Regions from separate parts of the Homo sapiens genome. Here all the other regions are linked to region 1. A link is a contact called in ENCODE Hi-C or POLR2A ChIA-PET data. All regions are on one chromosome and are shown on one strand. The core of a region is the stretch at or near the end of the contact, and the rest is flanking DNA. Distances in the headings are between cores, read along the strand shown.

Region 1 (2,700 bases), core at 8-2,507:
AAGACCGGAAGGTTTGTGTTTTGTTTTGTTTTTATAAGTTTGTGGCAGAATTTTGGCAGTGAGACTTGCCCTGTCCAATGGGGGGCTAGTTTTGGTCTTCACTGATCCCTCTGAGTGTGAATTTTCTTACGTTTCTCTGCAGTCTTGTTGATGTCTTTGATTAAGGGCTGCTACTCTGGGTTGTACCAGAATATATGGTGTATGCATCTTACTACGTTTCTAATGTCCAAAAATGCTGAATTCTGAATCATGGCCCCAAGGGTTTTCAGAGAGAAGTTGTGAACCTGTAGGAGCTTTTCTTGGTAAATGGTAGCAAAAACTGTATCAGAGTGAGACATGGTGAACAAAAGCAAAATGCAGTTCCTGTTAAGAGGCTAATGTTCAGGTAGGGAAGGAAATGTGCTGAGTGGTGATGGGAATTGGGGGTCATCATGGGTGGGGGGTAGGGCGTCACCCAGCGGCTGCCCTGGGCCATGGGCTGGGTATAGGCACAGGAAAGTGGTTGTGGGTGTTTCACACTGGTTTGTGCCAGTTCTTGCTCTGCATTGTGTCCGTGGGTTCAGGGATGGGTCTCCTGCGGAAAGGAGGGACTGGGGGCCGCACCCATGCAGAGGAGAGCCGGGTTGGTCAGAGGAAGTAGATTTGGCAAGCTCCACCTCAACTAGAAGACAAAAGCAGGATCTGAGTGGGAGCCTGGGCTTCTTCAGCAAGTGGGCACCAGCCCTGGAGCTGTAGGAGAGGGTCCGATGCGGACAGTGGAGACACTGTGCATTTCTGCAGCTTTTGTAACTTCCCTGTGTTTGCGATGGCTTGTGTCACCCCGCTCTCTTTCCACATACTGATTAGCATTCAGCCCTTCTAAATGACCAGCACTGTCCCAAGAAAGGGCTGTTAGGGGAGAGCGTGGACACACAGTCTCCCAAGTCCCATCTCATTATAGGTACCTGGGCCAGGGTCCCCAGGTGTGGGAGAGTGGAGTCTTGACCAATATGGGGATGAATCAGTTGGCACGAGGCGGGCTGGCCCTGCTCTAGCTCAGTCTGAGATGGTGGAGCGTGGAATCATATGGTGTGTGTTTTAGGCATGTCATTTCCCCGGGCAGGTAAGACATAAATATAGTAAGGTAGGTCTTTTCTAGTAGTATTGAGAGTGTCCTACTGGGGCAAAGATGGAGACTAAATTTCCCTTTTTCTTTAAGAGTCAGTTTCTGTTCAGCCTGAGTTAATATCCCACAGCGGAAGCCTCCTTAGCAAATTTCAAAAAACCCTGCAGTCTCAACTGCCACTTATGCTGAGCACAGGAAATCAAGTTATTTATAGTTGCAGAACGGTGTTTCAGCGAAGTTGATTGGAGAGTTACCTGATTATAGTGAGATTCTTATCCAATCCCTACAGAATTGTGAGACTAAATGTTGGTGCAGCATGTTTGGTCCTCAAAAGGCAATGTCCAAGAGGAACTTCTTATCCCCGAAAAATCAGGCTGTGTGACTCAGCAAAGGAATTGTTTATGACTGGTTACTCATATGCCAGTGCTTCCAGAATATCTGCTCGTATTTAAAGGAGTGATCTTGAAGCCCCAGAGGCCATAATGTTTAGATTACCAACCTCTTCACCAATCAGTAAGTCCATTACATCTCACTACGTGTTAGACATGGGACAGGAGAAGAGGATTTTTATTACCTCACTGTTATTACTGGAGGCCGCCCAAATTTGTTTTTTGTTTTTTTTTTTTAAATAAAGAAGCTTGTTTTCATGGAATGGACTTACTAGAACTTTTATTATTCAGACTACCTAGATAAAATTAAGTAAATTCGTTTCTTTCTCCCAAATTAAATATTTTGACTACATGCAAGATTTAATCATTCAAAATTGCCATGTATTTGATTATAGACCAGTAGTATAATCCCCCTGCCCCAGGCCAGATTCCAAAACAATAAACCAAAACACACACACACCTGGCAACAGAAATTATATGTATTCCGAGACTCATTCATTCATTTTGGAAAGGGCCAGTGTTTCCAGTGGTTTCTCCTTGGGATTGTAACTTTACAACTTTAAAACTAGGTAAGTAGTTTTCCCTTGAATCTAAAGTATAACTACTTTGTAGTAGAGAAGTAATTTATCTTAAATCACTATAATGAAGATTTACTCTTAATTTTAACCAAAATGTTTCATTTATTTGTGTAATGAAGATGATCAAAGCAACGCCACCTGTGATCCTTCTGTCTTTTTTACTGTATGTGGCACGTGGCTGTGTGATTTTCCTAGGGAAAGGAGTGGGCTTTCCCTGTGGGTTGAGAACCTCTGTCCCCCTCCTCTGAAGTTTCCCCAGTTTTTCCTGCTTCTCTGCTAGGTGGGTGCCTTAGCATGCTTGTCTTCTCATCGTGCTTCTAAACTTCTCTGAACCGGATTTATACTCTTAGGTCAGTAGCTGTCAAAGAAGACACTAAGTAGTGAAAGTAGCTAATATTTACCAAACCCCTGCTGCGCCCACCTGGTGTTTTATGTGAAGGTCTTCTCTAACCCTTGCTGTAACCTCATGGGGAGCAGATCGTTTTCTCTCAGTTTTTCAGATAAAGAGGAAACTGAGGCTCAGAAAGGTCAGGGACTTTCCAAGCCCTCACAGCTAGTCAGCAGTGGAGCCAGTTCAGACCCAGGCCTGCTGACTCGGAACTGGTACTGATAACTGTCACCACTGTAT
Region 2 (2,700 bases), core at 184-2,683, 1.1 Mb before region 1:
GAGCACAGGCCCTGCAAGGCTGAGGGCTCGTAGCTTGGGTTGGAGAGCTCAGGGCAGGCTGGAGAGATGCCTGAAGGCCTGAGTCGATGGGAATAGGGACGAGCAGATGTTGAAGACGAAGGCAGAATGAAGACGGTCCCCGGGATTCTGGGCTGAGCCCCTGGATGGATGGTGGTCTTGTAACCGAGCTGAGGGAATAAAAGGAAAAGTGGGGTCAGGGGGATAATGACTGGCTCAGACCAGGAATTCGAGGTACCAGGTTTTGTGCTTGGGAGAGAGATGTGGGCTAGATTTGGGAGAAAGTAGAGACACGGAGTGCAGGCAATTGTTTTAGAATCTTAGAAAGTATAACATAATATAGAAGACAGAATATGGAGTTTGTTGGTTTGCTTTTAATTGGGGACACTTGGATATATTTGTAGAAAACTCAGGCCACTAGTTTTCACTCCAAAGAGGAGAACTCTGGTCCACAGGTGGTGGCTGGCAACCAGGGCAGAGCAGAGGTGGGGAAGACACATGGCCCCCAAGGAGCCTGATATCTTGGGGCTGCCGGGCATGCTTGTTCACTATAGTCACTCAGGGTATTCGCCTTCACTGCCCTTGGATTCTGTGGGACACCCCGGGTCCTTTCTGTGCCTTCGTCATCTTTAGAAGCTTCCATGTGGCTGGGAGGGCTTCTGTTTCTAGCAACTGAAGGATGTGAGACAAACGCCCTGACTTCCAGGGGCTCTGTCGCCCAAGGGAGTTTGAGAGTTCGTGCCTGGTGGGCTCACTCACGGGTCTGAAATGCCCCCTCTGCTGGGATCCAGAGCCCTCCTTCTGTCACCCTGCCTAAGAAGACAACACCCAGGCTTTCCGCTTCATTTACCGTCTCAAAGTCACATCACGTAGAAACTCAGGGTTTCTATTTGACATTTCTTCCGCATTTGTGCAGATGTCTGTAGGAAAGACACATGCTACACCCCAGGATCTGGGAGCCAGAGTGCCACAGGCAGCCAATCAATGTTTAGACGATGATGTTCAAGGTATGGCAAGAAGAGTGCACAAAATATTAGGGCTCCGGGGAAGAATGAGTGTATCAAATCGTCAATAAAAGTGTGGCAGACGGACAAAATCAACTTTCAGTGCTGCACTTTACAACTTGGTTATGAAACACTACGATTTCATGGTATATGACACGGAATCTCTTCTATCTGGGGATGTAAAATAAAACCCCTGGGAATATACTTTACAGTTCTTATGGGGAGAGCTCACTGTGTTTTCCAAGCCAAATAAATTTATATTATTAGAAAGAGAAGTCATGTTTATTTATTAAATTATTTGCCTGGTTTAGTGTATCATTGTTGAATTTCACACACCGAAAACATACGGCGTAATGAGAATTGAAAAGCCCCAACTTTAAAGTCTGCGAGAAAGGAAATGAAGTTGTGGACAGCTGTTCTCTGTTTCTCAGCACGACTACAAAGGAGGGGCCACGTTTCACCACTGTAAGTTTTGCTTCCTTTTCAGAGACTCATTGCATGTATTCCTGGAGAAAATACAGGACCACGTTTTGTGAGTTGTGAAGCACCAACGATGCGATGTTTTGCTCCCGTACCAGAATTTTCTTTCTAACGATTCTTGGTCCCAGGAGAAGCTAGATAATTAGCTAAGTTTGTTGAATTTGTGATAGGAAGATGATTTTTTACATCGTTGTAGGCACAATGGGTACTTTGATGACAGGTGTGCCCCTGGGGGAAAAGGACCTCTTTGAGGCCTCCTTCTGGAAGGACGGCTTCTCAGGGCCCACTCACTGACACACACCTCTTGACTTCAGTGATCAATGAAGTTCCCCCTCTGTCTCTCTGAGTCCATCTCTCTCCACAAGGGCAGGGCTAGTTCACATTGTGATTTTTACTACATAGATACTTTTCCACTATAAATTTAATAAAATTTGTTGTCAGTTTTTGGTGGTTATAATGATAAATTAAATTTACAGGTATCAGAGTGTGCTCTGAGATTTAAATTGTAACATCCAAAGATGAGCAGACAGCCAGTCACCGTGGAGAGGGCGCTCAGGCCTGCCAGACGTGACCACCCTCCTGCCTGAAGCTTTACTCACTACAGGAAGAGAGGGTTGGAGAACCTGGGCAGCAGAGAGTGCGCAGAGCACCAGAGGCAAACAGATGTGGGCAGTGCCATCCAGACCCTGCCTGGGGATGGGGAGCCTCGTTCAGGGGACTGGGCGACCCAGCCCACTGGCAGGAAGGGCAAGGAGGCTGTGTTTCCTGTGACCGTTATGCAGGAGGCTCACTTAGCCCACTTCCTTTGCTCTGAATCCACCCCAGTGAAAGCATGTTCTCACTATGTTTTGGCTTCTCTCTAAGAGCTGCCTACAGGGAGAGAAAGGGGCTGGCCTTGGAGGTGGTTGTTCCCACTGTAAATCAATGCAGCATTGGCCCTGTGACTTTTGTCTTCCCCTGAACAGTACATCCTCTCTTGTCGGGCTTCAGCAGCATTGACTCTAGAGTCAGAGAGTTGGAGGTTGGTGGAGACTTCTTATTCCACCTGTCTTAGATGGCATCCATCACCCCTGTCCATAGACACACATTGTCATGATGACAGGTGGTTGTGAGACCTCAGCAATAATGATTCTAGAAACTGCAGAAAACCTAGTACAGTGTGAAGAAGGAAATAAAAGTTGCCCAGAGCCTCTTTATA
Region 3 (2,700 bases), core at 14-2,513, 1.6 Mb after region 1:
CCCTGCCTGGAGATCACCCCTTCTCTTCACAACAGGCAGCAGGTGAACAGCTTCCCCCTCGGAGCTGCCCCATGGGCCTCACTGCACAGGTGTGGAGGCGTCCACGTCTACACCACCAGGAACCCCCAGGCAGGGCAGCTCTTGGCACTGATGCCCAACGGGTATTGCTAGGCCCGCACGGAGCTGCTGTCAAGGACAGGGGCAAGGGCAGGGAAGTGAGGCTCTACACACAGCAGCATCTTCATGCCTTGCCTGAGAGTATGTTCTAGAAGGACACGGGAGAGAAGAATAAACAGGGTCAGGACAGTCAGGAAAGGCCTCCAAGTTGGAGGTGTTAACCACATCTGAAGGGGTTCCTGAGAGACACGGGGGCACCGACGGGGGGACAGAGCCCAGTGCTGCTGTCCTGGGCATGCAGAGCAAGCCGCCTGCCTGGCCCCAGCTGTCCGACTCGGCTGAGCCTCGCCTCCTGCTGCTCGATCTAAGCTGGCTGCCCAGTGACGCCACTCTGCCCCTTCTCTGCAGAGGGGAAGCTCCGTGAAGGCAGAGCCCTGTCTGGCCACTGCTCCCCTCAGTCTGAAAGGAAGGGTACGTGGGCACCTCTGAGAGCCAGTGGCTTACTCAGGGCACACAGGACCTTTGGGGTGGGGGCCATCCTCGAGCGGGGGCTCAATGACTGAAAACAAAAGGGGGAAGACACAGCCCTGGAAAGGAGGGGGCTGACTTTCCCAGGCCAGGCGGGGAGCTCGTGGGGAGACGGGCTCTGGCCTCAGCCTAAGGTCACACCCCAAAGGCCATCCCAGACACCGGAGTTCCTGCCGCTCGGGGACTCCCAGCAGGCACAGGCTTCACCTCTTTCTGCTCGGGCCGCCCCAGCCTCCACTGCGGAGGAGCAGATGCGCCTGCCAGGTTCCATTCAGCTTCGGTTTGCAAATGGAAGCACAGGCATTTCCAAATGCAGCTCACATTTGTGAGTGTGGCAAAAGAGCGAAAGACCGTGGGGGCAGGAAACTGGATTTTGTTTGGTTGGTTTCTAAATGTCTGTTAAGAATGTGCTAATGTAAGACTACACATGAAGGTCGCTGGGCAGATGCAGCGGTTTATCTTGGAAAAAGAAGTGTGGCTGCCCACGGCTCTGACAGGACAGCCAACCACATGCGACCAGAGGGAGATGGCTTGGGTGAGCCGAGGCCCTCCTGATCCTAAGTGGCCAACAGGGTGCTTTGAGTGATGCTCCCTAGGGCTCGCAGCCTGAACCTGCAGAGGTTGAGGAAGCTGATGCAACAGTCGAAGAATAGATCAGCCTTCCTGGGTAGAAGCCAAGGTCTCTAGAAGCCCCGTCCTGTCTGCAGCATTTCTTGGGGGGAGGCTCTTCTGAAAGCCATGCCTTGCGGCAGGTCCCAGGGTGTAAACACTGTGCAGGGGGGACACCTGGCCCACTGCTGCCCCGTCGGAGGGTCCTGCCCCTTCCTTCCTACTCGGTGTTCCGGGGACCTGAAGGCCCCCATATGCTGCTGGAGGTGTGGCAATGGGCTTTCTTTTTTCCATGAGCTGGAAGCTGCCTCTCAGAACTGTCCAGCTTCAGAGAACCCTGAAGATGGACTCTCCTGCCCCTCCCCCTGCAGAGCAGGGCAGGCCCAATGCGGGCTGAAGTGGACAGGGGTGCAGAGCCTGACAGGGGCTGGAGAGTGGGGGATGGGGGCCAAAGAGCCAGGGGCCAGCCCTGGGGCTCTCCCACCTCCCTTGAACCACTGTGAACCCGCCCCAGGGGAGGACTTGCTGCTCCAGGTCACCCTTAACCCCCAAGTGACAAGCAGGGCTCCCACATGTGTGCCAACCCCAGGATGGGTCCAGCACACTCAGGAAAAATCACAGCCTCTGACAGTACTCCAGAGGCATCACAGATGAAGTCATAAAACCCTCCCCTTCAAACGTGTGACTTCTCAGCAAACACCGCCACAGACTTTCGTATCAGGAAGTCAATCTTAGCCCAGCAATGGGTGTGGTTTCAAAATAAATCACTCCTCCAGAGAAGCCAAGGCCTCCCACTCAGAAACAGCACTTCCAAAATCAAAGAAAAACCCCACTGTTAGTGGCCTCCCAGCACCACCCCTCTGTGCTTTCTGGGCACTGCATGTGGGACAGGTGAAGAGCCCTCCTGGGGGGAGGTGCGGTGGGGCGGGAACCCAGGCCCTCCCTTTGCCCCTGACTCTCCTGCTCCGCAGAGCCTTGAGGCACAAAGGACAGAGCAGGAACACGAGGTGATGCCAATGCTCACCAGGCCACAGCGCCGGCACCAACACAGGCACCCCACAAAGACACAGCCACCAGGCTGGGTGCAGGCTCAAGGTCAGCCAGCTCTGCAGGATCCCAAACAACAGTGTCAGAGACACCAGGCTTCTTGGAACTTCCAAACACCATTTTAAGGTTATGCATGAGCTCAAGCATTCTGCTAGGTCCTGGGGGTGAATGGGAATGCGGGAACCATGCCATGGGCTGGCTGGTGCTGAGTGGGCAGTGCCCCGATCAGGCTGGAGTACTGACCTCCTGGGCCTGGTGGGATGAGGTGAGGCCAAAGCGAGCTGCCTGTCCATCCTCATACACCAACCGTATGGCAGGAGCGTGGCCTGCCTTGCCCAGCTCCCCCTCTAAGGACAGGGAGGGGGACACAGAGCCCCTAAGCCTGCGCAGAGGCTGCTG

The links. A loop is a pair of places that touch in the nucleus more often than their neighbours do. ChIA-PET counts read pairs that join two places held with the same protein, here RNA polymerase II (POLR2A). Pooled maps may share reads with other maps.
Region 2: a map of GM12878 shows a loop between it and region 1 (4-fold over the local background). The contact joins two enhancer-like sites. A Hi-C loop is called at or near these places in 2 of 168 maps with a recorded cell type or tissue (GM12878 and naive thymus-derived CD4-positive, alpha-beta T cell), 22 of 37 single-sample maps with no recorded cell type and 11 of 50 pooled maps.
Region 3: a loop to region 1 is called in a map with no recorded cell type, with 5 times the contacts of the local background. The contact joins two enhancer-like sites. A Hi-C loop is called at or near these places in 1 of 37 single-sample maps with no recorded cell type and 4 of 50 pooled maps. POLR2A ChIA-PET finds 5 or more read pairs at or near these places in 1 of 52 experiments (activated T-cell).

What each region holds. Positions count from the first base shown.
Region 1 is chr2:237,694,039-237,696,738 of GRCh38, forward strand. All of the region lies in intron 1 of LRRFIP1 (LRR binding FLII interacting protein 1), which reads left to right. Among named protein-coding and RNA genes, the nearest start is that of LRRFIP1, 68 kb to the left of the region's middle. RefSeq lists an enhancer at 544-723. Within about 2 kb of position 1,258, at least 23 of the 41 ENCODE cell types and tissues checked have a DNase peak (open chromatin) inside an H3K27ac peak, as active enhancers do; they include GM12878, where a contact is called at or near this core.
Region 2 is chr2:236,544,523-236,547,222 of GRCh38, forward strand. It overlaps a transcript of ACKR3 not described here. Among named protein-coding and RNA genes, the nearest start is that of ACKR3, 24 kb to the right of the region's middle. RefSeq lists enhancers at 601-730, 1,851-1,900. Within about 2 kb of position 1,434, at least 7 of the 41 ENCODE cell types and tissues checked have a DNase peak (open chromatin) inside an H3K27ac peak, as active enhancers do; they include GM12878, where a contact is called at or near this core.
Region 3 is chr2:239,263,373-239,266,072 of GRCh38, forward strand. The region is part of intron 2 of HDAC4 (histone deacetylase 4); the gene reads right to left. Among named protein-coding and RNA genes, the nearest start is that of MIR4269, 41 kb to the right of the region's middle. RefSeq lists enhancers at 731-1,398, 1,829-1,928. Within about 2 kb of position 1,264, at least 16 of the 41 ENCODE cell types and tissues checked have a DNase peak (open chromatin) inside an H3K27ac peak, as active enhancers do.